Regions from separate parts of the Homo sapiens genome. Here region 1 is linked to region 2. A link is a loop called in an ENCODE intact Hi-C map of the cell type or tissue named here. Cell type or tissue: PC-3. All regions are shown on one strand. Each heading gives the region's core, and the rest is flanking DNA. Links, peaks and the distances in the headings are about the cores only. Region 1 overlaps RTKN2 (rhotekin 2). Region 2 overlaps LOC283045 (a long non-coding RNA gene).

Region 1 (10,502 bases), core at 280-5,279, 110 kb after region 2:
TTTTCTTCCTGTATAAGAGAGGAAAAATAGATAAATATATAAATGTATGTTTACATATTTATACATTCTCCTCCCCTATTTCGTTGATTGTTGTCGTTTTAACACCTGGAACAGTGCCTGGCAAATGAAGGCACCCCACTTATTGTCGATAATCTTTTCTTGAAAATAACATATTCTGCCCTAAAGTGCTCACAGTGAGTCTACTTCCCATTATTTTAAGTGGGAAACGTTATAATGTGTTATCAATTTAAAACCCCCTTCTAGTTATTTTTTTGAGACAGTCTCATTCTGTCACTCAGGCTGGAGTGCAGTGGCACGATCTTGGCTCACTGCAGCCTCCGCCTCCCGGGTTCAAGCAATTCTCCTGCCTCACCCTCCCAAAGTTCTGGCATTATAGGCGTGAGCCACCATGCCCAGCCTACTTTGATTCTTTCTCCACAGTTTTCTTTAATACTTCAACTTTTTGGGGATTCATTATGTGAACAATAGGGAAAAATAAGAGCTTATTGTGAAAGGCACTGTAGAAACTTGTTCAGAATAAATGAATAATAGCAGAGAATGGCCACTTGTCCCTCTCTTAGTTCTAGCAGCAGTTAAGATTTGTTGATATATAGTGAACTTTTGAAAAGCCTAAGTGTGAGTCTGACATTATACCAATTCAGAATGTAACTCGAAAATGTACTCATGCATTGTTTTGTTTAAAATGTTATGTTGAAATTTGGAGACAGAAACATAAATTTTCCTATATAAACATTGACCAGAAACACTGGGTATAGAGAGTTATCTTTGGTCTGTAATGACTATATAGTAAAAGCCAAGAGGCATTCTCCAAGGGAGTAGTATTCTATGAAGTATGCTATTATTTATTGAAGTGCATGCATACATTGCATACTTACTAAGTGTATGCATATGTATTTTTGTAATAGAGACTTTATTAAGGATTTAGTAAGAAACAAAGGAGGTTTATGAAACATAACACCTAGCATAATTAATATAAATTCCCATCAGACATCACTGTCTTCTATATCTCTCTTTGTCTCTCTCTTTTAATATACTCGTTGATGTTTTGAGATTTTACTGATTTGGAAAAAAAATAAAATCAAGAAAATCATGAAAAAAATTAGGATTGCTAGCATAGAAAATACAGTTGTTGCCGGGCGCAGTGGCTCACACCTGTAATCCCAGCACTTTGGGAGGCCAAGGCAGGTGGATCATGAGGTCAGGAGATCGAGACCATTCCTGGCTAACACGGTGAAACCCCGTCTCTACTAAAAATACGAAAAATAAGCTGGGCATGGTGGCGGGCGCCTGTAGTCCCAGCTACTCGGGAGGCTGAGGGAGGAGAATGGCATGAACCCGGAAGGCGGAGCTTGCAGTGAGTCGAGATTGTGCCACTGCACTCCAGCCTGGGTGACAGAGTGAGACTCCGTCTCAAAAAAAAAAAAAAAGAAAAGAAAATACAGTTGTTACTGAACATAAATTCACTTTTTATCACCACGAAGTGCCAGGATATGAAATTCATCACGAGAAATTCTAGGTATTTTGGTAAGAGTGCTATTTTAACGTAAGTACCACAAAGGGAACTATAATGAAAAAAATGGAATGAGTGTAATGAAGTCATCCATGTTCTCACACTATAGATAAAACCCTCAAATCTCTGATGTAGATAACCAGAAGAAGGAGATTCATTCTGTGAAAAATAAAAAAAGTTGGATGCTAAAGTGGTAAGGACAGATTTGAATCAGTAATGTGCTATTACAATAAGAAGAGTCACACATGAATTGCACTCAACTTTGATTTGTGTAGAGACAACTGGTCATTTTAAAGGAAAGTGAGGAAACTGGGAGAGGTTGAGTGAGGCTCAGAGTTAGCTAAGTGAAAAGTTCCAGATAGTGGGAAGGGGGGATTGGTCCATGTGGAACCCACCTGGGTGCTCTAGCTGGTATTTATCAAAATTAGTCTCCTACCTTCTCACAGAGACTGAAAGACTGAAAGGCCCTGTTTTCAGCTCTTGGTTGGAACAAACAATAAATTATTTTGTCAGCCTCGAGTTTTCTCAAGCAGGCACTTTAAGAAGACATCTTAGGGATGCAGGTTAGAGCTGCTAGAAACAATGCTAGTGTTTGTTCAGGTCCTTAGAGGCCAAGGTTGAGGCCTAGTTGAGTAAAGGACTCAGAGGATCATGGCTAGAGTTTGGTCAAAAAGACAGCCTTTGTCCCTGGGAAATTAATATAAATCAGACCCTATCATTCCACTTTTTATCAACTTTCCTATTACACTTAGAATTAAATCCACTCCTCTTCCAGGGCTCACAGAGCCTCCAGGTGAGCTCATCACTCCCTGTATTTCCAGCCTTGCGTTGCACCATGCTTGCTGCTTGCTTGCTGTGCACTAGCCACACTGGTTTTCCTTCAGCCCTCCCTTTGCAGATACTCACTCTGCTTGGAATGTTTTCCTGCATTCTTTGCTTGGCTAGATTCTTTTATGACTGGATAACTGTTAACTCCTCAGAAAGTCCTTCCCCAGTTCACCTACCTACCACAGGTCCTCAGTTTTCTCATCTCCTTTGTTTCTTTCATAGAAAAAGTTGCATTCCAACTTGCAAATGCTGGTATTTGGTTTATTCCTCTGCCTACTTTTTTTTTCATTCTGCCTGCATCAGAATGTAATGCTGGATCTTGTTTACCATTGAATGCCCATCACCTAGCATTGGACTTGGCACATTTTAAGTGTTCAGTAAATATTTATTAAATGAACGGGGACCCTTCAGAGAAACATTTGTGTGAATTAAAACAAATAATTTGCAGATTTTTATTGACAAAGTATAGAGATAAACTTGCTAAGTTAATAACTTGCATCGTTGAAAAATGTCATCTATTATATCTAAATTTTTTCTTTTTTGTAGTAAAGCATTCTTGAATATACATTCAGAGGCATTAAGTACATTCATGTTGTACAAGCATCACCACCCTCCATCTCCAGAAGTTTTTCATCTTCTCAAGCTGAAATTCTGTACCTATTGAACACTAATTCCTCCTTCTATCCTCCTGGCAGCCACCATTCTAGATTCCATCTCTATGAATTTCACTACTCTAGGTACCTCTTATAAGTGAAATCATATATAGTGTTTGTCCTTTTATGACTGGCTTATTTCACTTAGCATAATGTCTTCAAGATTCATCCATGTCGTAGTATGTCAGAATTTTCTTCTTTTTTAAGGCTGAATAATATTCCATTATGCATATGTATGTGTATATATACACACACACACACACCTACCCCACATTTTGTTGATTCCTTCATCCCTGGATAGACACTTGGGTTTCTTCTACCTTTAGGCTATTGTCAATAATGCTGCTGTGAACTTAGGTGTACAAATATCTGAGTCTCTGCTCTCAGTTCTTTTGGGTATATATCAGAGTAGAATTGCTGGATCAGTAATTTTATTTCTTATTTTTTGAGGAACCACCAAAATGTTTTCCACAGAGGTGGTATCATTTTACATTCCGACCAGCAATGTACAAAGGTTTTAGTTTCTCCACATACCAGCTAACATGTGTTACTGTTTTTTTGTTTGTTTTACTAATCTTAATGAGTGTGAACTGATATCTCATTGTGGTTTTGATTTACATTTCCCCAATGACTGATGATACTGAGCATCTTTTTATGTTTTGTTGACCATTTGTCAACAAAAGAGAAATAGACATTTCTCTCTTTGGAGAAATGTAATGTGTCAGAATGTAATGCTGGATCTTGTCCTCTCTTTGGAGAAATGTCTATTCACGTCCTTTGCTTATCTTTAAATCAGGTTGTTTATTATTTGTTGTTGAACATACAAATATTTTGTGTAGTAGTAGAAATACAAAAATACTTAAAACATGTCTTCTTTCTTACTATTAGTGGTGTAAAGTATAATTTGCTAGCTCACACTACCCTAACCTTGGAAAGTGCTGAGGATAGTTTCAAGACCCATAATCTGTCTATTAATGGAAATGGTAAGTACAGTATATATTTTACTTATTACATATATTCTGTCTATATTTCTAATTATAGTATGTTCCCCTCAAGTGGATATCGGCTTAAATAATGGAGACATGAGTGATTCTGTTGGTTCTTTAAAATATATCTGTCCCTCTTCCCCAAAGGAGAAAAGTTTATTTTCCTTTCTCTACACTGAGATTTGCTTGCAAGGCTTAGTGGGAAAAGAAGGGTCTCAGGTATGCTCAATCCTTGTTTTTGACTTGGAATTTATGACTTTACCACTCTTCTAGCTGGAAATTAAAGACCTGACTTATTTTTAAATTTGAAATCAAGGAAGCCAGCTTTTCTGTTAGTAGGAAGCAGAGAATGTAAGAAAGAGAAAGGGTTAAATTATCTTAACTTTTTTCTCTTTGGATGGCGGTGGTATTTAGAGTTTACCTTTTTCTCTTTGGATGGCAGTGGTAGTTATAGTTTATCCAAAATAAAGATACAGGAAACTGAAGAAGGGGTTTAGGTCATTAGGAAGATTTGTAAAACTTAGCATGAGCACTTGCTACTCTCCCAGGTTATTTTACTTGTGATGAAAAAATATGGAGCAGTGCTGGTAAGGCAGTTTGGAAGTATGATTTGGGTTATTTACTTTTGTTCATTTTCTCCAAGCAAAATAAATAAAAATATGTGGTAAAGTCCTAATTATACTTACTGTTGTAAGGATTGTGGCTCTGTACTGATAAGATTGATAATGTTATACCAATTTTTTTTGTTTCACAATGAGAAATTATGTTAAAAATAGGGAAAAGTTCATGAAATGTAAATATGTAGTTTAAAAAATAATTATGAGGCTAGGTGTGGTGGCTCATGCCTGTAATCCCAGTTCTTTGGGAGGACGAGATGGGAGGATCACATGAGCCCAGGAGTTTGAGACCTGCCTGGGTAACATAGTGAGACCCTATCTCTACAAAAATAAAAAAAAAAAGTAGCTGGCCATGGTCGTGCATGCATGTAATCCCAGCTACTCAGGATACTGAGGTAGGAGGATCGCCTGACCCCAGAAGTTCAAGGCTGCAGTGAGGTATGATTGTACCATTGTTCGCCAGCCTGGGCTACAGAGTGAGACCCTGTCTCAAGAAATAGAACATGTCAAGAAATAGAACGTTACTACCCCTCCTTTCCCTCAGTTACCCTAGCTGTACATATGTCTCCATTTATCTCTTAGACTGATTTAATTATTCTTAATAGTTACAGGGTTCTTCAGCTTTTCTATTTCTTGGGTCAGTTTCAATAAGTTATGTTTTTATAGATATCTACCTATTTGATCTAAACTTTGAGATTTATAGGCATTAAATTTTCTATAATGTCCTTATATCTATTGAATTTCTGCAGCCTCTGTAGCATTGTTCCCTCTTTTCCATTCTGATATTTGCTTTCTGTACCATCTCTGTTTTTTAATTCTCATTCTTGTAATAGATTAGTCAGTTTTATTCACCCGTGTGTTCCATATTTGCTAATTATTTGTTAGGAGTAATGATTGTAGTCTATATACTTCATATTACTACAAGAGGTATGATAAAATCTCCTTCTGTGATTGTGGATTTTTCGACCCATAGTTATATCTATTTTTACTGTATATAATTTGAACCTTTGTTATTTGATGCATGTGTTTAAATTGTGTATTTTCTTCTTTTACCTCAAACTGTACTTATTTTTATGTTACAAACATGCCTCTTCAAACAGCATTATATTGGATTTTAATTTTTCTCTAATTTGACAATCTTTTTTTTACCGAAGCTTTTAGTCCTTTCGTATTTAATATCAAATAGCTGTGTATTTAGGTTTAAATCTATGATAACCTGTGTTTTCTGTTTGTCTCACCTATTCCGTGGTTATTTTTTCTTGCCTTTTAAGGCAATTTTTCCTTGTTTGAATTAAGGTTATACATCCTTTTTCTCATTTTTTAGAATTTACCCCTAAAAATTTCATTAATCATACTTATTAAAAACTAAACTTAAAAGATAGTTTTGTGCTTTTCTCAGACAATGCAAGGACTTTAGAACAATTAAACTCTTTTCCCTAACCTATGTGCTATTGTTATATATTGTAATTCTTTTTTTTTTTAGTACTTATTTAGATTTAATATTTATTTAGATTTACCTACATGTTTCTGTGCACTACTTGTATCTTATGCCTTGCATCTGGGATACTTTTCCCTCTGCTTGAATTATAAGCCTTAGAATTTCTTTTAGTGAGTTATGCTGATATCAGACTTCTTGTTCTTTTTGTTTATCTGAAGATGGCTTTATTTTGCCTCATTATTGAAGATATTTCTTAATTCTGCAGTTTTAATTTTTTCTTGTTGAATATTGAACATATAATTCCAACATTTTTGGCTTTTATTATTTTACTATAAATGTTGTAAATCATTTGCCAGTATGTCACCACTATGAGTGTAATCTTTTTATTTATTTTTGCCTTTGGTTTTCTAAAATTTTACCATGGTATAATTAGGTGTAGAGTTTATTTATGCTGCTTGGGGTTTCTTGAGCTTCTTTACATTGTTGATATGTTTCATCAGTTTGGACAAAATCTCTCCTACCTGTTTGAAACTGCCTCTGCTGTTGTGTAGCTTTTGTTCTTTTTGCATGCCTGTTAAACCTATGTTAGTCTTTTTCATTGTATCCTTCGTGTTTCTTACTCTTTATGATGTACTTTTCAACTAACTTACAGATTTTTAGAACATAAGCTATTCATAAATCTGAGATTGCCTATATAAAGAAATTTGCTTTCAAACTTCTAAATTTACAAATCACAAAGTTGATTTCAGATGTATTACTGAAATACATGCTTTTACAGAATTTTCATTTCATTTGCTGCCTGTTTTAGGAAAGATAACTTTTGTTTATTTGTGTTTGCATTTTGGAATTGTATGTATTATGCTCGTGCATTTATTTTTCCCAGATTAAGCCCCTTATTTCTAAAATATAGCAGCTTTAAAATGTATTAATGAAAAAGATTTGAATAGTCTCAGAACATTGTTGTGTACTATTCTATAGTAGAATCTTGGGTAGGTAAATTTAAAACTTTTTGGTTTTACTACAAACCTTTGCTGCCTTGCATGTATATATTAACTATTTTTACAAAAAAAATTCTGGGGTAATTAAAACTTTTTGGTGAATAATAGTTACGGCCAGTAGCTAGCGATTTTGTAGGCACTACCAACAGGGCACAGCCAAAACTTTAAAAATCATTTTTATGTGATCCAGTGTGAACTAAGGGCCATATGTTTGGTTTTTATTTATACTCTGATGTCTAGAATAAATTATTTAATGCTTTCCTCCATATAGATAGGTAGTACACAGGTAGGTATCTTCATTAAAGGACTATCTTAATGTTTTTTGAAGTAACTTTTTTAAACAATGTCAAACTTACAGAAAAGTTGCAAGTTGAATGTCAAGATTTTTTTTTTTTAATTAGAGATGGGTATCGGTATATTACCTAGTCTGGCCTCAAACTCCTGGGTGCAAGCACTCCTCCCACCTTGGCCTCTGGAGTAGCTGGGACTACAGGCAGACACCACCACACTCAGCTTAAATGTCAAGATCTTTTTTTTCTCAAAAAAATTATGACAGCAAGTTGCTTACATGATAGTCTGTACCCCAAAATGTATTAATACATATTTCCTACTATCAGGACATTCAGCTACATCATCATCACTCTTGAAGTCAAGAAATGAATACTAATACATTACCACCATATAATCCTCAGAGTCCATTCAAGATGTTGCCCATTGTCACAATAATGTTCTTTATGGCAGAGGGATACAATGCAGAATCATACATTTCATTTAATTATCATGCTTTTTAATTGTCCTTCAATCTGGGCTACTTCTTCATTCATTGGGCTCTAATGTTCGATGTCAGGCTCCTCTTCCCAGGCATATCTCTTTTACCCTGCTTGCTCAAGACAGAGTCCCAAATCTAGGCTGCGCCCCAGTGTCATCACCCTCTCAGGCCCTTCAGGTGCTGATACCTCCTGCAGGCAGCCCCTGCTACTCACCATTCTCATTCTGCCTGTCTCCATCATCCATTTCTAGCACACCACAGCTCCTTCTCCAGTCCTGGCACAGATGTTCATGTTGGGGGCTCTATCTAATGGCTTATGACTGAATTGTTCAGCAAAAGAAGGGGAGGAGGAAGGGCCAAAAATGTTGATGAAGTTATCTTAAGTTCTCTGAAATAATGTTTTTTGTTTTTGTTTTGCTTTGTTTTTGAGATGGAGTCTTGCTTTGTTGCCCAGGCTGAAGTGCAGTGGTGCAGTCTGAGTTCACTGCAACCTCCGCCTCCTGGGCTCAAGCGATTCTTCGGCCTCAGCCTCCCAAGCAGCTGGGACTACAAGCATGCACCACCATGCCCAGCTAATTTTTGTATTTTTAGTAGAGACAGGGTTTCACCATATTGGCCAGGCTGATCTCAAACTCCTGACCTCAAGTGATCCGCCTGCCTCGGCCTCGCAAAGTGAAATAATGTTTTATTCAGAGGATCACTTTTCTAATTATTATAATGAAAATCAGAACAAAAAGTAGAATTTGACAAACATAAATTACTTTATTAGAATGTTTTTATATTAAATGAGATCACTTATATTCTCTGAACAACTTTCATTGAATAATTAAAATCAAACAAGAGACTAAACAGTTCATTTTTATTCAGGTGATAGCATGCTATAAACTGTCAGTTTAATATTATCCTGTCCTTTCTATTCTCATATTTGATTTTCTCACTTAATATGGCACTGGTATTTGGGTAGGATGAATCTTTACATGAAACTAATTCTAAAATATGTTCTGTACAAAGCAAAACAAAATTGTAAAAAGAGAAAAATCAAAATGTATGATGACCTTAAATAAACTTATATTTATAACTTGATTTTTTTTTTTCTTTCTCCTTTAAATAGAGGAGTCTTCATTTTGGCTTCCCCTGTATGGCAACATGTGCTGCCGACTAGTTGCCCAGCCAGCTTGTATGGCTGAGGATGCATTTGCAGGATTTCTTAATCAGCAGGTTAGAGGACTTTAAATATCCTACAACAATTGTAGCTCTACTTTAAATCTTAATATACAGGCAGTTGTTTCACCTTCTGATATTGAGAAGTATTTTTTAAGTCTTTTTTTAAATGTCAGTTTTCTAAATGTTATCAGATATAAACTGTAGGGGGTGCGGGGTGAAAAGAATGACAAGGTAGGGAGGGATCTACTGCGATGTTGATGGCTAAGGCGCTACCTCTCCATGCTCCTCTGCTTCATTAATAGCAGCAACAGGATAATCAGCAACAGAGGGCTCCGTGTGGAAACTGATGAGGGCTGCTCAACACCTTTCACATAAAGGTCTTTCTGGCAGACAGCGTTTGGCACGGTTTAGGACTCTGAGCTTCCAAAGCTGCCTGCCTCTGTGCCACCTACTGCTGATTTATTTATAACCATAGTTATTTATATTCAGTAAATAATTAATTGTGAACTTCAATGAATCAATAGCTTTTTCTAAAAGATTCCATTAGGAGGAAAGAAAATTTGCATTCTTAAAGGGTAGTTGACATTTTCCGATGCTCTGAGAACAGTAAGGGAAAATAATATTTTGAACATACAGAATTGTTTTTATAATTTTCCTGAGTCATTTGATGAATTGCTATAGAATTCTAAGCACTAATTTTTAATCGACTAGCTTTTCTAAAACACCATTGATCTATGGTTTTATGTGTGTAAAAGTTAGGTGGTAATCGTTGCCTCCATTTCACTTAATGCCTTTAAGAATTCCAAACTTTTCTTCTCTGATATTAACATACTCTTGGATTTGGGGCAATTAACCTTTTGTATATCAAATTAATGGATAATTCCATCACATTTTAAAAATTCTAAATAACTAATTTAACCTTGATAAGTATTTTGATGTATTTAAAGTGATAATAACTTAAAATTGATAGTCTCTTGATTTTTTTTTTTTTTTTTTCAGCAAATGGTAGAAGGTCTGATTAGTTGGAGAAGGTTGTATTGTGTTTTGCGAGGAGGTAAACTCTATTGTTTTTACAGTCCAGAGGAAATTGAAGCTAAAGTGGAACCAGCTTTGGTAGTACCCATTAACAAGGTAAAGGAAATGCTATTTTGAGAAAAAAATATACATCTTAGGAAGTTTGTTTTTGTCTGTGCAGTTTACATTGTTGTTGTCTTATAAATAAAAGAGAAGTACTGGTAAAAACAGGTTACTTCATAAATATGATTTAATCTGTTTCTGTTTTTCTATTAGAGCTTATCTGTTATAAGAAAATGTATATTTCCTAAGAAAACATAGTAATGGACATCTATACCAGTAAATAGGTTTTAAGGCAGAGAATGTAACTCCACATTAGCAGTATATTTAAATTTTTTATGAATTTACTTAAGAGATTAAACATAAATTGTTAGCTCATGTTATTATAGTGATGCTGTTTCTAGTTAGCATTCAAATGAAGCCATAAAAAGACATTCTTGACTA
Region 2 (10,502 bases), core at 3,571-8,570:
AAGTGTACTCCTGTGAACAAAATTCAGAGCCTGTTTGTTTCTCTCTACCTGATTTCTCCAGAATTTGGAAACTATTTGTGAGTATTCTTAACTTATGGAAACATAGTTATTTGCATAAGTGCAATAAGAATCTGTTTTCATTTGTAACAGGACACAATTGGAAAAACTGGTTATTTTACCAAGGCTTTTACTGGAATGGTGTGCTTTCTTTTAAGGAATCAAACTTGACTTATAGAGCCAATAAAAGCCCCTTGGAAACACTGGCCTTATACATTGTCTACACAGTCTCTGTGTAGGGTTCCTAACCTGTGAGTAAAGAATGTCACTTTTTAACAGTCCCAGGAGCCCCCAAGTTATCTTGGGACCTGAATAGGAAAGGAATTTACCCAATAATAGATATTTGAGTGTACAAACCCATGGCTGGGCTCAGCTTCAGAAAAAAGTCTTATCTGAGATTCCTTATAGAACAGAGTTCCATCAAAGCCAATTTAAAAAGCCTATGTGAAAAATAATTATTCTTGCTGCACTTTGTATGAATAATCAGGCCAAGTATAATAAAGTAAATCAGTCTTACAGTGATTTGTCTTTAGTAAAAATGGGAAACTGGAGAGAGAAAAAAATTGTTTCAAGAACTATGGTACAACTGTTACTAGATTCTAGTCTCATTCACTGTTTTTGAATTTTTTTCTGCAATTTAGACTGACTCTTCTTATTTCTGTTAACCAACCAGTGATCTCTGGCTGCTGCTCAGAAGAACTAAGAAGGATGGGTAATATAAAATCCAGATCAATATTCTTATTCTGGGCACATATTGGAATCAGCTAACAACCCCATATCAGTTTGGTTCCAACAATTGCCCAGTTCATGGAAAGCCTCTAATTTTGTTTATTTGGGATGATTTTGCTTATTTTGCTTTACTATTGTGGAATATATTGCTGTTGTACTCTTTGTGTAGGAATGCAGGATATGCTTGCTGAATGTTTTCTTAAATTGAACCCTTATTCCTCTTCCAGGTACCATCTTTTGTTGGAACTCAGTTACAAATAACCCTCACCATACCAGCACTTTCTGAATGAGCTCCTCTCTACCCTGAAGGCAAAAGACCCAATAGTTAGGCTGGAATATTATCACCCCTATTCAGCCTGAAGAAGTTACAGAAAATGGATCTTCATCTGTCTACAACCCTTAGGATTAAGTGTTCTCTTATAATAGGGAGGGGGGAATTGTCAGAGGCATTTGAATCAAAGCAACTCCATTTCACACAGGGGCTAAGTGAAATAAGGCTAAGACCTACTAGGCTGCATTCCCAGGAGGTTAAGACATTCTAAGTCACAGGATGAGACAGGAGAGCGGCATAAGATGCAGGTCAGAAAGATCTTGTGGATAAAACAGGTTGCAGTAAAGAAGCCAGCCAAAACATCAAAACCAAGATGGCGACAAAAGTGACTTCTGGTCGTCTGCACTGCTACATTCCCGCCAGCACCACGGCAGTTTACAAATGCCATGGCAATGTCAGGAGGTTGCCCTACATGTTCTAAAATGGGGAGGAACCCTCAGTTCCAGGAATTGCCCACCCCTTTCCTGGAAAACTCATGAATAATCCACCCTTTGTTTAGCATATAAACAAGAAATAACCATAAAAATGGGCAACTAGGTGTGCACCACTGCTCTTCTTATGGAGTAGCCATTCTTTCATTCCTTTACTTTCATAATAAACTTGCTTTCACTTAAAAAAAAACTTGACCCTTACCTTATGCCATGTATAAAAATTAACTCACAATGAATCAGGAGGTATTCCTTTTTCCTGACTGCCTTTGAACTGGGACATCATTTTTTTCCCTGTCTTCAGACTTGAACTGAAACATCAGCTTTTCTTGAGTCTCAACCTGCTGTTCTTTGGACTAGAACTGCACCATTGGCTCTCTTGGGTTTCCAGCTTAACAACTGTAGATCTTGGAACTTGGCAGCTTTCATAAATACATGAGTTAATTTCTTAAAATAAATATATTCATATGTATGTATATAAAATACATATCTATCTATCTATCTATCTATCTATCTATCTATCTATCTATCTATCTTCTATTGATTTTTTTTTCTCTGGAGAACCCTGACTAGTACAGCTACATATAGTGTGGTATTGGTGTTAAAGATCAATAAAGCAGCATGCAGAATTCAAAACAAAACATATATAGAATTAACTGCCAACAAACATGACAAAGTAGTCTACATAGAAAAGGGTAGTTTTTTCCCCCAAATGTTGCTGATAACAATTGTATTTTCACATAAAAATTGACAGTTGACACAACTCGTGCTGTACGAAAAAAAGTTAACTTGTAAACAAAAAATTAACTTGTAGTGGATTATAGACCTAAATATAAAAGCTAAAACCATAAAACTTCTAGAAGATAATATTGGATAAAATATTCACAAACTTGGAGTGGGCAAAGATTTCTTAAAACACAAAAATCACTAACCATTAAAAAATCCCAAACCTCAGCATCACACCATATACCCAAGTAAAAAAGCTGCACATGTACCCACTTAATCTAAAATAAAAGTTGAAAAAAATAATAATTTAAAAAATTTGAAAAATAAAAGTAAAATAAAATAGACATTTGAGTCTTGAAGGACGGCATTAAGAAACTGTAAAGGCAAACTATATTAATAAAGAAAGTATTAATAATGCATATGGAACAGGAGAGTTTCCTGACCTCTTCTTGGGACTTGTGACAAGAGTGTGGCTTGCTTGCTCTGCCACCACACATTCAAACACCTTACAGGAAGGGGAGCATACAGATGGGCAGGTGCAGGAGCTGGGGTGAGCGCTTTTGGGCTCCTGCCCCATGGTAGCATCTAGGAGTATGTTATGATTAATGCTCTTTTAGCAGTTACCATCTGTGTATGGCTAAATGTTAAACCAGCTCAGTGGAGTGTCAGGGTGACAGTCTTTTACACATTGCCCTCTTGGTACCCGGATCGTTTTCTGGCATCCAGGAAGAATCAGGTCACATGGACTTGATGAGTGGTAAGTGTGGGGATTTTATTGAGTGGTAGAAGTGGCCCTCAGTGAGATAGATGGGGAACTGGAAAGGGGTGGGAGTGGGAAGATGATCTTACCCTGGAGTTCAGCTGTCCTGCAGCTGACTCCTCTCTGATCGTCCCCAGCCAAACTCCTCTTGATATTCAGATGCTCCTTTCCTTCTCTCCCTCTCTGCCATGTTGCTCTGCTGCTCTTCTGCTCTTCTGTTGGTCTCCTCATAGATCCTGGGGTTTGGGGTTTATATGGGTACATGATAGCAGGCATGGAGGGTCAAAAGGCAAGAGTTGGGTACAAAAACAGGAATGTCTGTTCCCATTTAGGGCTGTGTGTTTCCAGGCTTGAGGGTGGGGCCTTTGCTGGGGATTCACCTTCTTCTACCCAGTGTTTCTCTGCCTCCTGTCTGTATCACATACATCTAACAAAAAGTTTGTGTACAGAATATGTGTGTGTATCCATGTGTGTATATTACAATATACATATATGTATCATGTGTCTGTGTGTATACACATACATTAATAATGCATATATACTTTTATATATATACACATATTCACATGTTCTGGACACAAACTTTTTGTCAGATGCATGCATTGCTAAAACTTTCTTTTTGTATTATAAATATATAATATAAATCTTTGATAATCTATAATTTAGATTAAATTTTTAATCTATTATAATAATTATAATTATTAAATTTTAGATTATAATCTATACTTTAATCTACTTATTATTTACAATATTATAATCTATTTATCCATGTAAAAATCTCATAAAAATGGGGAAAAGATGGAAATAGATGCTTTACAAAAGAAGATACATGATTGGCTAAAAATCACATAAAAATATTACCTTTTGTCAATAGGTAAATGCAAATTAAAATCATAAGGAGATACCACTACAAATCCACTACAATGGCTAAAATTTTTAATGCCAAATATTGGTGAATTTGTGGAGAAATTGGAACTACCATGCTGAAGCCCTAACCCCCATGTGATAGTATTTGGAGATGGGGCTTTTCAGATGTAGTTGGGTTTCAATGGGGTCATCAGGGTAACGACTCATGGTAGGATTGGTGCCTTTGTAAAAGAGACATTAGAAAGTTCTGCTTTCTCTCTAATCATGTGCACACACTGAGGAAAGGCTATGTGAGGACATAGCAAGAGAAGGTAGCCATCTGCAAGCCAGGAAGAGAGCTCTCACCAGAACCAGACCATGCTGGCACTGATTTCAACTTTCAGCCTCCAGAACTGTGATAAAATAAATTTCTGTTATTTAAATCCCCCAGTCCATGGTATTTTGTTACGGTTGCCCAAGCAGACTAATACAGTTCTCACTGCTTCCACAGTTTGCTAACACTTTTAGAAATATATTTTTTGCAATTTATTTGGCCTTTTCCAGTTGTTGCAGTAGGAGGATTGGCATGACATGACCTGATTTGTTGAACTTTTAAACCAGGCTTTTATATTGCTTTCAATAAGTAAATTATTTCATTGGTTTTACTACACACTTACTGTTGTCTCCCAATATCCATTCTTCTCTTCTTCCATATTAACAGAAATATCATCTGTTAGCTGGGTATGTGGTTGCCCAGAATAAAGTACATTCTCCAGTATGCTCTGCAGGTAGGTGTGGATATTTTACTCCCATTAGGATGTGGGCAGTAATTATGTGGACAGCTGCCTGGTGATGATGCAGGATTTTTTGCTCCTTAGCTCAGCTAATCTGGGTTCTCGTCTCATGACCAGGAAGAATTAGGCACATGAACACATTGAAGGATGAGGACAGCAGAATTTATTAAGCAAAAAGAAACTTCTCAGTGAAGAGAGGGGGTCCTGAGAGCAGATTTCCACCTCCCCCATTGAATACCAGGGCCACCATACTGAAGCTGAAGAGGCCAGCTTCCTCCCCTGCATAAGGTGTGAATTCCTGGTGGCTCCACCCCATTGTCCCAGTGCCTGTGGGCCTCTAGTCTGCTGCAGGCATGCCCAGGCAAGCAGCATGTGTAAAGGCCCAGAGGAATGAAACTATATGGTAGGCCCAAGTAGCTCACCATGGCTATCGTGTCAGGCACATATGAAAAAGAGGCAAAGAACAGATCATGAAGAATTGTTGGGACCAAACTAAAAATGTTGGATTTAAAATTTAAATTTTTTAAATTTAAATCTTTTTAAAAATACCATAGGGCACAATGATGCCTTTTAAGCTGAGAAGAAAGGCAAGGAAATTTGCATTTTATAAGGATCACTTGGGACCAATGCATAGTAAATAAATTGGAGAACAACAAGAGTTGAGTCAGGAGAAAATTAGGAGGTTATTACAGGATTCTAAAAGTTTAACGAGGGCCTGAACTGAAATGTTGTCAGTAGAGATGGAGAAGCTATAGGATTTAAGTATAATTTAAAAAGTAGAATCAATAGGAAATAGAGATATATTTGTTGTGGATGTGACAAGAGTTGGAAGGATAAGATGTCTCTCAGATTTCCGACTTAGGGAGGTAGTAGATATTCGTGCTGAATATGGAGATAGGAAATACAGAAGAGTATAACTTGGGGAAAAGATGGAGAATTCCATGGTGTACCTGTTGAATTTGGGGGTAAGATAATCTCTAACATTTTGGATATGTTTACATTATAGATATCTATCAGAATCTATTGAATAAGCCTTTGAATATGTGGGTCTGAAATTTAGGAAACATGTTGCAACTATAGATATAGATTTTATTATTATTTTGAATCCCCTTTGAAGATCCCATTTTATTAATTCATCTTACCGGCTCAAAATCTTTCCCCATACAATAAGATAAAGATTCATGTTTATTAACTTGCCAGGATGACAGGGCAGTAGGATATTATTCTTTATGTATGTAATAATGTTGTGATAGACGCATTATTATCAGGTAATGAAAATAAACCAACACTTCACTCCTGTTCCTCTTCCTACTTTACAAATACTAATTAACATTCAAATCACTCATGCACGGTGAATAAGAGCATCACAGAGATTATTAATATACTTCCTGGTTGTTGGGGATCTAATTTATCTCCATAGTAGATTGAGCACACAGGAAGTGACTAACACATGTATTAAGTTGCATGATAAAATAAGCAAACCAAGCACAATTCCCTGAGTTGAAAACTTATAAGAGAGGGAAAAAAATATCTCCCTCTGGAATAGGTGTTCAGATAAAGTCCAGAGCTTGATTATCTAGTTTGTGGCTTCTCTGATATATATGTCTCATTTTTCTTCTTGTTCCAACTTTGTGGCTATTTGCAAAAAAAGACAGATTCTGTGATGTCATTCATTTATTCAGGTGTTGTGCTACTACATATAATCTGTACCTCCTTGTTTCCTGCGTCCTAGACATAAAAAGTGAGGGAAAATTTTAAGCACACCATGCTCTTTCTGAACTCAAGAACATCCTAGAAATATTTTCATCACCACCTCCAATTGTCCTAGATCTAGACTAGGTCTTTCTCATCCTTGGATTGGGGAAACTTTCCTCCCACCATGCTATCTTTATTCATTCACCTAAGTTATTTTTTCATCATAGAATCCTGTTTGCTTCCTTCTTAGAACTGAGGAAAATCTGTCATTATCTATTTATTTTTTCTTAATAAAACTAAATAGGAGTTTAATTTTAGTGATATTTTCCACTTGGATTTTCTTATCTTTTGATTTTTTAGCTTTACATTTAGTAATTGTTGCTTTTCTGTCTTAAGATTTCATCTTTCTAGCTCTGTTAGTTTATTTTGTTGAGCCTTTTCAATGTTCTTAAGATTTATACTAAACACTCCCTCCTTTTTTATTATTTCTTCTTTAATAATTGAAGTGTTTAAGACTAACGCTTAACTTCTTTGGTATAGCTTTTGCAGCAGTGTATTACTTTCTAGATAGTTTGTAATTTGCTTTGAATTTATTTTCAATGCAATAGTTATCTAGTAATATATTTTCCAGTGTCTAAGTAGACTTTAAACACATTTTATTATGTAATATTTGATGCTCTCAAAAGACTATATGTAAAAATTGGCACCCATCAACCAAACTAAAAAAGAGGAACATAATATCATTGAAGCCCATCTGTGTGCTTTCTCTTCTTGTCTATTCATCAGCTTCACTAACTGTAAAACAAACCACACTATGTTATTATACTAGCTTCACAACTTTTAATGACTGTTATATTAAGTCCACCATATTTCTATTTCTTAAAACATGTCTGAGAAATAGCAGGAAAAACAGCAAAGAAGGGAACTTCAAGAGCCTGTCCCTTCACAAAAGCACTGAAAAACTGGCAAAAAGTGTTAGAATCAATTTTATCAGAACTTTGGAAAGCAGTCAATGGTTTATAGCAACCAAGCAAATACAATCAAGAAAAGGGAAACTGAAACTTGGTAGTAAAAATTTGTGGTGCTTTAACTTACCCTTGTCCTATTACTCTCTCTCCCAGCTTGGTAATCTGGAAAATGACAGCTTTTGGAGGGAGCAGAGCTGATCTTGTTTTCAAAGACTTATGGTTAATTGTTTGGACCTGTCTGGTCACTCCCTGAAGGACTAATGCAAAGAGCTTCCCCATTTTTAATCTAACTTGGAACTCTTTTAAGACATAGGAGCTGCTATGTAGAGAGACTTTACAAAAACCTTTCAAGGCAAATGAATTACTTGCTACCAGCAGTGTCTAAGTGTACCAGTTGACTAAAACAATAGACACTTTTAAAAGCCTTTGAGAAAGATTAGGAAGTGAGATATTGTGGGAAATAAGAGCTTTGAAAATCCTTTACTTATATTTGGCAATCTAGAGGGCTACATGCATGTCCCAGATAGGGGGCATGCTCAGAAAACACCTCAGAAGGTCCTCTGGATGGCCTTTCAGTTCTTCACATGAAGGAAGTGAGACAAAGGAAGAGTTTCAAACTGCCCAGCGAAGTGTTAAAATCATGCCTCAACACACACACACACACAGAGTCCGGCTGCAAAGACTGCAAGATGTTTTGGCTCTGGGCATTTAAGGAAATCTCTGTGAAATCACTATCTTACCACTAGGCTAGTGGAACAGAGACTTCAGATACCACATATAACAAATAATACAGACTTTATGCAAGTAGTTTAGAAAAGTCACTGTACAAATAACCAAAGTCCACAAAAAGCACCAGCAAAAAATTTCTGGGAGAAGGGAAAATGCAATTTTCAGAGTTATCAAATTACAATATTCCAAATGTATCCCTAATTTTCAACAAAAATGATGAGGCATGCAAAAAATACACACACACATGAACACAAGAAATTATAGTCATTACCATGAAAAAAAAATGGACTAAAATTGTCCCTGAAGAAGTTTGGCTATTAGACTGACTAGAAAACGACTTTAAGTCAACTGTCTTTAAAACATGCAAAGAGGAAACCAGGAAAATTATATCTCACCAATTAAAGAATATTAATGAACAAATAGAACTTATAAATAAAGACCCATATAGACATTCTGGAGCTTCAAAGTACAATAACAACAATAAAAAATTTAACAAAGAGGCTGAATGCCAGATTTGAGTAGGCAAAAGAACAAACCAGCAAACTTGGAGATAGGTCAATTGAAATCATCCAGTCTGAGAAGCAGAAATAAAAAAGAATAAAGAAAAAATGAACAGAGTCTAAGAGACCTGTGGGACACCATCAAGCATATGAACATACACATTATGGAAGTCCCAGAAAGAGAAGAAAGAATGAAAACAGAACAAAAATGATGTTAAAAGAAATGATGGACAAAACCTTCCCAAATTTGATAAAAGACACTAATCTATGCATCCAAGCAGATCAATAAACTCTAAGTAGAATACACTCAAAGAGGTACACACCAAAACACACTGTAATCAAACTGTTAAAAGACAAAGGCAAGAAGAGATTTCTGGAAGTAGCAAGAGAGAAGTGACCTGCCATACAAAAGAGATCTTCAATAACATTAACCACTGATTTCTTGTCAGAAACCATAGAAGGCAGAAGGCAATGGAACATCATATTTAAAGTGCCTAAAACAAAACAAACAACAACAACAACAAAAAACTACCAACTGAATCTGCCAAAACTATTCTTCAAAAATGAAGAAAAAACTAAGGTATTTCCAGATAAACAAAAGCTGACAAAGTTTATTGCTAGTAGACCTACTTACCCAACAAAAAATGCTAAATGGAGTCCTTCAGGCAGAAATAAAAACATACTAGACAGAAAACTGAAGCCATACAAATAAATTTTTAAAAGCTGGTTAAATTAACTACTTAGACAAATATAAATGCAAGTATTATTGCATTTTAGTATTGTAACTAATCCTTTTTTCTATATGATTTAAAAGAAAATGCATTTTAAAAATTTATAATTCTATGTTAATTGGTATGCAATTTATAAAGATGTAATTTGTAACAATAACAATATAAAAGGGGAGAAACGAAGTTATATTACAAGCAGAATTCTTGTATACTTTCAAAGTTAAATTCGTTTTACTTCCAACTAGAATCTTATAAATTTAAGATATTACTTATAATCCACAGGTTAAACACTAAGAAAATGACTAAAAAATATTCAAAAAAGGAAGCAAGATGTGAATCAAAATAGTACACTAAAAGAAAACTAAACAGAGAGAAGACATTAATGGCATGACTGAAAAACATAAAAGACGTAAAACAAACAGAAAAAAAATTAAGGCAGAAGTGTATCATTCCTTATTGATAATGACTTTAAATGTAAATGCATTGCACTTCAATTAAAAGGCAGGTACCGGCATAATGGATTTTTAAAAAAACATGATCTAGCTATATTCTGTCCACAAGAAACTTGCATGAGATTGAAAGACGAAGATTGAGTTGTGAGGTGGAAAAAGCCATTACCTGCAAATAGTAACAGAAAGAGAGTAGAGATGGCTATATCAGACAAAATAAGCTTTAAAACGGAAATTATAATAAGAAACTAAGAAGGACATTATATATTTTGAATGAGTCATTCCATCAAGGTGATATAACAATTATAAATACATTACCTATATTTTTATTTTATGTATTTTTTGTTTTTTTAAATAAGTAGTGTACACACCTAACAGTAGAACCATAACATACATGAAATAAAAGGTGACAGAATTAAATGGAGAAATAGTTTTATAGTGATAGTCAAAGACTTAAATATCCCACTTTTGAAAATGGATGGAACAAGTAGACAGAAGACAAAAAAGAAAATAGAAAATTTGAACAATATAAACCATTTAGATCTAAGATATACACAGAACATTTCTCTCAACAGCAGTAGAATACGCATTTTCCTCAGCTGCAAAGTGATCATTCTCCAAAATAGACCATATGTTAGGCTACCAAACAAGTCTCAGTAAATTTAAGAAGACTAAAATTATACAAAGTATGTTCTGTAACCACAATGGAGTGAAACTAGAAATAAATAACAGAAGGAAATTTCCAGTATCTTGAAGTATTTT

The links. A loop is a pair of places that touch in the nucleus more often than their neighbours do. Peaks named below come from ENCODE experiments on the same cell type or tissue, not always from the same donor. Only the 100,000 strongest peaks of a DNase experiment are listed, where the experiment ranks them.
Region 1: it touches region 2 in a loop (19-fold over the local background); 1 of 110 quality-filtered maps calls a loop at or near these places.

Annotation. Positions count from the first base shown.
Region 1 is chr10:62,216,731-62,227,232 of GRCh38, reverse strand. It overlaps RTKN2 (rhotekin 2), which reads left to right. Exons shown (of 12, transcript NM_145307.4): 7 at 3,901-3,995; 8 at 8,932-9,038; 9 at 9,984-10,115. Among named protein-coding and RNA genes, the nearest start is that of LINC02621, 37 kb to the left of the region's middle. In PC-3, for the core only: no CTCF peak of the experiment used is centred there; a DNase peak (open chromatin) is centred at 2,412.
Region 2 is chr10:62,331,117-62,341,618 of GRCh38, reverse strand. LOC283045 (a long non-coding RNA gene) reads left to right here. Exons shown (of 4, transcript NR_104162.1): 4 at 1-2,031. Among named protein-coding and RNA genes, the nearest start is that of ZNF365, 38 kb to the left of the region's middle. In PC-3, for the core only: no CTCF peak of the experiment used is centred there; a DNase peak (open chromatin) is centred at 6,108.